2 separate regions of the Homo sapiens genome follow, and region 1 is linked to region 2. Evidence: chromatin contacts called from ENCODE Hi-C or POLR2A ChIA-PET data. All regions are on one chromosome and are shown on one strand. Each heading gives the region's core, a stretch centred on a gene start or an enhancer-like site at or near the end of the contact. The rest is flanking DNA. Distances are from core to core; before and after follow the strand shown. Region 1 holds the start of C10orf95-AS1 (C10orf95 antisense RNA 1). Region 2 holds the start of BORCS7 (BLOC-1 related complex subunit 7).

What was found. Hi-C counts contacts between places; a loop is a spot of excess contacts on that map. ChIA-PET counts read pairs that join two places held with the same protein, here RNA polymerase II (POLR2A). Pooled maps may share reads with other maps.
Region 1: a pooled map shows a loop between it and region 2 (10-fold over the local background). The contact joins the promoter of C10orf95-AS1 here to the promoter of BORCS7 in region 2. A Hi-C loop is called at or near these places in 1 of 37 single-sample maps with no recorded cell type and 8 of 50 pooled maps. POLR2A ChIA-PET finds 5 or more read pairs at or near these places in 1 of 52 experiments (activated CD8-positive, alpha-beta memory T cell).

The regions. Positions count from the first base shown.
Region 1 is chr10:102,447,724-102,451,499 of GRCh38, forward strand. C10orf95-AS1 (C10orf95 antisense RNA 1) reads left to right here and starts at 2,094. Exons shown (of 3, transcript NR_038938.1): 1 at 2,094-2,299; 2 at 2,464-2,607. C10orf95 (chromosome 10 open reading frame 95) reads right to left here. Exons shown (of 2, transcript NM_001363580.1): 1 at 3,663-3,776; 2 at 2,114-3,424. The coding sequence starts at 3,370. The coding sequence ends at 2,729. RefSeq lists silencers at 2,655-2,734, 2,775-3,264.
Region 2 is chr10:102,852,054-102,856,132 of GRCh38, forward strand. It overlaps BORCS7 (BLOC-1 related complex subunit 7), which reads left to right and starts at 2,206. Exons shown (of 5, transcript NM_001136200.2): 1 at 2,206-2,374. The coding sequence starts at 2,234. It overlaps BORCS7-ASMT (BORCS7-ASMT readthrough (NMD candidate)), which reads left to right and starts at 2,157. Exons shown (of 15, transcript NR_037644.1): 1 at 2,157-2,374. RefSeq lists enhancers at 1,726-2,239, 2,222-2,281, 2,240-2,752, 2,352-2,541, 3,549-4,079.

The sequences.
Region 1 (3,776 bases), core at 844-3,343, 400 kb before region 2:
TTGCAGTGAGCCAAGATTGTGCCACTGCACTCCAGCCTGGGTGACAGACTGAGACTCCATCTCAAAACGAACAAACAAACAAACAAACACTAACATTTTAGCACTTAACACATGCCAGGCACCGTGGTAAATGCTTTCTGTGCACTGTAGAAACACAGATGTCATGGCATCTTCTCAATAACCTCATGAGATAGGTTTTTGTATCATCATCCCCATTTGGGATGGGGAAACTGTTTCATGGACATTAATTTGCCCAAGGTCACACAGCAGACCCATCACACTATGCCACCTCACCTTCTTGTGTTTTATAATTTTTTACAAAGGAAAAATAAGGTGAAACTAGGGATAACAGAGTTCAGGATGCAGGTTTTATATAAAAGACACTAAGCAGGCCGGGCACGGTGGCCATGCCTGTGATCCCAGCACTTAATGAGGCCAAGGCGGGCAGATCACTTGAGGCCAGGAGTTTGACACCAGCCTGGCCATCATGGGAAAACCCCATCTCTACTAAAAATACAAAAATTAGCTGGGCGTAGTGGCACACACCTATAATCCCAGCTACTTGGAAGGCTGAGGCAGGAGAAGCGCTTGAACCAGGAGGTGGAGGTTGCAGCTGCAGTGAGCTGAGATCATGCCACTACACTGCAGCCTGGACAACAGAGTGAGACTCTGTTTCAAAAAAAAAAAAAAAAAAAGACACAAAGCAAATTTGGCTCTGAGCTCCTTGGAAACCAGGACCAAAAGAAAAATATGATCAGTAATGAGATTCGTAGCGCTTAAAAGACAAAAGCAAACCACTGATCAGGAGAAACACCTTTTCCAAGGGCTGAGGTTTGAGACAACTTCTCCAAGAAGCTCACAAATACAGCAGTGCCCAATCAGCTGGCCTACAGCTTCAATAACTCACCTGTGTATACCCAGGTAACTATTGGTCAGTTACAAATGGAAGTTCAGTAAAAGAAATTTCTACAGCTGGGCCTCAAATCTGGCTAGATCCTAGTTAAAATTGGCTATGTGGCCTAACATTCCAGAAAACTCCTAGAATATTGCAAACCTCAGCCTATTAAGAATTAACGATTATTAGCAAGAATTGGGAGACAAGAAGATACATTCATCTTTTTTTTTTTTTTTTTTTTTTGAGACGGAGTCTCGCTCTGTCGCCCAGGCTGGAGTGCAGTGGGGCCATCTCGGCTCACTGCAAACTCCGCCTCCCGGGTTCACGCCATTCTCCTGCCTCAGCCTCCCGAGTAGCTGGGACTACAGGCGCCCACCACCTCGCCCGGCTAATTCTTTGTATTTTTAGTAGAGACGGGGTTTCACCGTGTTATCCAGGATGGTCTGGATCTCCTGACCTCGTGATCCGCCCACCTTGGCCTCCCAAAGTGCTGGGATTACAGGCATGAGCCACCGCGCCGGGCGGAGACATTCATCTTAACTTCCAATTAGGCCGGGCCGAGACATTCATCTTAACTTCCAATTAGGCTGGGTTACTTTTACGCCTCTTTTACTGATGAAGAAACTGAGAGTCAGAAAGCCTTAAGTTACACAGGTAGAAAATGTCAGAGCCAGCCCTAAACTCAGGTCTCAGACATCCCTCTCCTAGTGAAGCCTTCCACACTTCAAAAATAGAGCTTATGCCCTCAGCATCTCGGAGGGTGGTGGGCCAAAGGACCAAGGAGAGTTAGAAGGTGCTGGCCTGCACACTTGGAGGGAGATGGTGAAGAGGGCAGCTGGGCCCAGCGATCAGACACATGCTTTCTCCAGAGGGCCAGTTCAACTTCACGCCCCTCCACCCTACCTTCCTGTACCCCAGGGTGGGCGGTAAGACTCCCATTAAACAGATAAACAGATGGAGAAACACCACCCCAAAACATAACAATGATCTCGCAGTGTATACTTGACTTCGCTCATTTATTTATTGTTTTTTTTTTTGTTTGTTTTTGTTTTTGAGACAGGGTTTCAGTCACCCAGGCTGGAGTGCAGTGGTGCGTTCGCGGCTCCTTGCAGCCCCGCCCTCTCGGGCTCAGGTGATCCTCCCATCTCCGCCTCCCGAGTAGGTGGGACTACAGTAGTGTATCAGCACACCCGGCTATTTTTTTTTTTTTTTTTTTTTGTAGAGACAGGGTTTCGCCATGTTGCCTAGGCTGGTCTCCAACCTGGTCTCCTGGGCTCAAGCGATCCGCCCGCCTCGGCCTCCCACAGTGCTGGGATTCCAGGCGTGAGCTACCGCGCCCGGCCTATTTACTTTTCTTACTAAGCTGGGGATCACCGTCGCCCTCGGCTTGGCAGGAAGGCGGGGGTAGGGGAGCGGTGGGAAAGGGGGGTGGGCGACGACTCTGATAGAGGGAAAAGAGGAAGGGAAAGTTGGGGCTTACTGCAGGGCAAGCTCCTTAGGAGAAGGTGGGGAGGAGGAAGGAGGGAGGTCCAGGCCCTTCTTCCATCCCACGTCCTCCACTTCCCAAGGTGCAAGAAGAAAAGAGGTACAGAACACCCAGAGGTGCCCTCGATTCCGTCTTGCACTTGCCCTTCTCCCACCGTCCAGCAATAAAGCGAGAGAAACAAGTGCAGGAAACTGGCCGGCAGTCATGGGAGAAGCCAAAAAGACAGGTGAGCAGCGCGTCCGCCTCCCGCGCACAGGTGAGGGCTCACTTCTGCCTGTCGGCGGCGGCACACACAGGAAAGAGCCAAGCGCGTGCACGCGGGCCCGCCCCTAGGCCTTGCGGCGGCTTCAGCTCAGGCCCTTGCTCTTCCTGGGGCGGCCGCGCTCCGCGGCTTCCCGGGCTGGGCTGCTGTCGCCGCTGTCGGGCCGGCGCCGCACGCGCCACTCCACGCGGTGGTCGGGCTCGAGCACGCGCGGCGTCGCCTGCAGCAGGAACTGGCCGCGGCGCTGGGTGACGCGCACGTCGGCGCGGGGGTAGGTGCCGTACGCGCGCCGCAGCTCCCGGCGCACGAAGTCCGGTAGCTGCAGAGGGGGGCCCCGCGCGCGCTCCACGCGGCCCCAGCGCAGCTCGGTTTGCAGGCTCCCGCCCTCCGGCCACGGCGCCCAGCTCTCGGCCACCGCCGCGGGCGCCTGCAGCGACAGTCCCGAGATGCCGGCGGCGGCGCAGGGCCGGCGCAGGGTCGTGGCGTAGGCCGGAGGGCAGGCCCACCAGGGCGGCGCGGCCTCGGGTGGCGCGGCGGGGCCGTAGAAGCGGTGGTATTCCCGTGGGGCCGCCCACTCGCCCGCATGCAGGCTCCCGGGCCGGCTGCGGAAGCTGTGGGCCTGGACTGGGGGTAGCAGCAGAGGGGCGGCCAGGTAGGTGCAGGTGAGCAGCTGCGGCGGCGGCGGCCAGACGCCCTGTTTGGGCGGCGGCCAGCTGTACACATACATGGTCGGCCCCCCAGGCGGCTGCTGTTCTTACTGGGGGCTCCTGCGGATCCAGACCTGCGGCGGAGGAAGGGATATGTAGACAGACTTTCTACTTAACCGCCTCCTGTCCCTGTGGGCCGGTTCCCCGGGACGCCGGTTCATGGCTTTGGGGGAATTCATCCCAAATCGAACATTCAGCTCCCCGCCTAGCCTCTTGTCCCAAGGTCGGGCAGAGCCTCAGGCTCCCAGCAGACAATAAGGAGCCTTTTCAAGCCCTCCGCCGGGATGCTCTTCCCAGTGACTCCCCACTCACTTGTCTCCTTCAGCCTTGGGGAGCCGGCGGGATCCAGAGCGGGGCTCCTCTCCGCACTTTGTAGCTGCGTTGCTCCGCTCCATGCCCTGCCTCAGCCACTCCTCCTGGTTACCA
Region 2 (4,079 bases), core at 956-3,455:
CTACTCGGGAGGCTGAGGCAGGAGAATCGCTTGAACCAGGGAGGCAAAGGTTGCAGTGAGCCAAGATCGTGCCACTGCACTCCAGCCTGGGTGACAAAGCAAGACTCCATCTCAAAAAATAATGTTGTTATTGTACATAAATTATAACATAAATTCATGCACATAAACTCAATAAAGTTTATTAAGGACAAAAAGTAAACAGTAAATGAGATTCAACGGAGACATATGAATCTAGACACTTGGAAGAGGAAGTAATGTTGATATTGAATACAGGTAATTTTGAACAAAATTTTCAATACAATAACATTCTCACATCTTTTATTAACTAAAAAAGAAATGGAGCTACTTGAAATATTTTATTTTTTTTTTGAGACAGAGTCTCACTCTGTCGCCTAGGCTGGAATACAGTGGCATGATCTCGGCTCACTGCAACCTCTGCCTCCCGGGTTCAAGAAATTCTCCTGCCTCAGCCTCCAGAGTAGCTGGGACTACAGGTGCCCACCACCACGCCCGGCTAATTTTTGTATTTTTAGTAGAGACGGGGTTCCACCATGTTGGGCAGGCTGGTCTCGAACTCCTGACCTCAGGTGATCCTCCCGCCTCAACTTCCCAAAGTGCTGGGATTACAGGCGTGAGCCACGGCACCTGGCCTACTTGAAATATTTTACATATTAATTCACTTACAAGGTGGTTACCATCAGTTTGGTATTAATACAATAAAGAGGTTATCAATAAAAATTACTAGTGATGTTGAGCATTTTTCACATTTATCAGCCAGTTGATTTTTTTTTTTGAATTGCCTACTTGTGCCTTTTGCCAATTTTTCTATTAGATTGTTTTTCCTTCTTCATTTGTTTACAGGCCTATCTGCCTCATCAGCCTGGGAGTTCCACAGAGACAAGAACTGTATTTCATTTCTTTCTCTATCCCCAGCCTAGTACAGTGTCTGGTATTTAGTTCATGAAATGTTTGTTAAAATTGAATGGAATGAGGCCAGGTGCAGTGGCTCACGCCTGTAATCCCACCATTTTGGAAGGCCAAGGCTGGTGGATCATTAGATGTCAGGAATTTGAGACCAGCCTGGCCAACATGGTGAAACCCTATCTCTACTAAAAATACAAAAATTAGCCGGGCCTGGTGGCAAGCACCTGTAATCCCAGCTACTTGGGAGGCTGAGGCAGGAGAATCACTTGAACTCAGGAGGCGGATGTTGCAGTGAGCTGAGATCGAGCCACTGCACTCCAGCCTGGGCAACAAAGCGAGACTCCATCTCAAAAAAAAAATAAAATAAAATAAAATTAAATAAAATGAGACAAGTTATCGCTATGTTGCCCAGGCTGCTGATACTGAACTCCTGGCCTTGAGTGACCCTTCTGCCTCGGCCTCCCAAAGTGCTGGGACTACAGGTGTGTCACCATATGGATAGGTTGGCCTTGAACTCCTGACCTCAAGTGATCCACCTTGGCCTTTCAAAGTGTTGGGATTACAGGCGTGAGCCACCACGCCTGGCCCCTTGTCTCAATTAATCAAAAAAAGGCCTAGGCAACAGAACAAGACTCTGGGGAAAAAAAAATATATATGTATATATATATGTGTATATATATGTATATATATGTATATATGTGTATATATGTGTATATATATGTGTATATATATATATGTGTATATATATATGAATGGAATGATATTCTCATAACCCCTTGGAAACATTATTACTTCTGTTTAACAGATGAGGAATATAAGACAGAAGCTGAGTAATTTGCAGCCACACACTGCTAAATGGTAGCATTGGGACTGTAATCCGGGCCTTCTGATTCTTTTTAATTATTTGTATTAATTTTAATTTTATTTTATTTTTAAAGAGATGGAGTTTCGCTATGTTGCCCAGGGTGGTCTGGAACTCTCAGGCTCAGGTGATCCTCCTGCCTGGGTCTCCCAAAGGGCTGGGATTTCAGGCGTGCGCCGCCATGCCCTGCCGCAGGCTTTCCGATTCTGAACCATAGAGTCAATGAAACTGTCCTCCATCCCCTCCAGAGATGTTTGCCTGGACCCTGTTTTCCTCAGGATATCAATGAATAGTTCATGAGTTTAGTGAGCAAAGGTCAACCTCCATCAGGCGCATGCGTCCCTTCCTTTTCCCATGGAGGAAGAGACGCCTCTTTTCCTTCCGCTTTGCTTGTCTTTTGGCCCCGGCGACTCACCATCGTCAGTGCGCAACCGTTCGCTAACTGAAATGATGGCGACTGGAACGCCAGAGTCTCAAGCGCGGTTCGGTCAGTCCGTGAAGGGGCTTCTCACGGAGAAGGTGACCACCTGTGGTACTGACGTAATCGCGCTCACCAAGCAGGTGCTGAAAGGCTCCCGGAGCTCCGAGGTGAGCTGGAAGTGGACTCTCCCGGCCTGATAGTCCGGGGAGTCGCAGTCTTTCGTTGCTGTGGGAAGGAGGTCGCGTTGCATCTTGGGAATTGTAGGCTGTGAAGTACTTGCTATGAGTAGGTCTTCTTCGCGGAGGCGCGTGTTGCATTCTGGGGTGTGCAGTCTCTTTGGTTAGGGACAGTGTGTGAGGGTTGGGGGAAGAAGCGATGCCATGGGAACCTGTGCTTTAAAACAGCTCTTTGGGAGGCCGAGGCGGGCGGATCACCTGAGGTCGGGAGTTCGAAACTAGCCTGACAATCATGGAGAAACCCCCGTCTCTACTAAAAAATAATAATTAAAAAAATATATAGCCGAGCGTGGTGGCACATGCCTGTAATCCCAGTTACTTGGGAGGCTGAGGCAGGAGAATTGCTTGAACCTGGGAGGCGAATTATATATATAAGTATTATATATTACGTATTATATAATATATATACGTATATATTATATATAATGTGTATGTATATATTACATATATAATATACATATATATTATATATAATATATGTAATATATATTATATATATTTTCAACTAGAGGTGTTTATAGTTAACCACCTGTAAATATTCAACATATTCATCATAATAAACGTACATTTATTTAGCATTTTATATATGCTAGACACTGTTGTCTTTTATGGAGTTTAATTCATGAAGTCTTTAGAATGACTAATTGAAGGAAGTACTTTTCCTTTTTTTTTTTTTTTTTTGAGACGGAGTCTAGCTCTGTCGCCAGGCTGGAGTGTAGTGGTGTGATCTTGGCTCACTGCAACTTCCGCCTCCTGGGTTCAAGTGATTCTCCCGCCTCAGCCTCCTGAGTAGCTGGGATTACAGGCACGCACCACCACACCTGGCTATTTTTGTATTCTTAGTAGAGATGAGGTTTCACCATGTTGGCCAGGCTGGTCTCGAACTCTTGACCTCATGATCTGCCTGCATCAGCCTTCCAAAGTGCTGGGATTACAGGCGTGAGCCACCGCTCCTGGCAGCATTGCTTCTTGAGCAGTCTCCACATAGCTATTTTGTTTGATTAGCTGAGAATTTCATGTGTAAAAAACTCATTCCACAGTATTCATTTAACAAATACTTATTGGGTGTCTGCTATGTGCCAGGAACTGCTCTAGGTACACGGAATAAACAAAACTAAATCCCTCTACTTGGGAAGTTTACATTTTAGTGAAGAGACAGACGATAAACAAGTGAAACAGAAAAAAATCAGGTGGTGGTAAATCCTGTGAAGCAAAATTAATCTGGGAATAGAGAGTGATGAAAGGGTTAATCTTTGTTTGTTTGTTTGTTTTGAGACAGAGGAGGAGTCCCACTAGCTCTGTCACCCAGGCTAAAGTGCAGTGGCCCGATCTCGGGCTCACTGCAACCTCTGCCTCCTGGGTTCAAGCGATTCTCCTGCCTCAGCCTCCTGAGTAGCTGGGATTATAGGCGCCTGCCACCACACCCAGCTAATTTTTGTGTTTTTAGTAGAGATGGGGTTTCACCATGTTGGCCAGGCTGGTCTCAAACTCCTGACCTCAAGTGATCCTTCCCGCTTTGGCCCCCTAAAGTGCTGGGATTACAGGCATGAGCCACCACACCCGGTCGAAAGGGTTAATCTTAAACAGATGATCAGGGAAGGGGTCTCTGGGGAGAGAGCCTGTGAGGAGAAACACA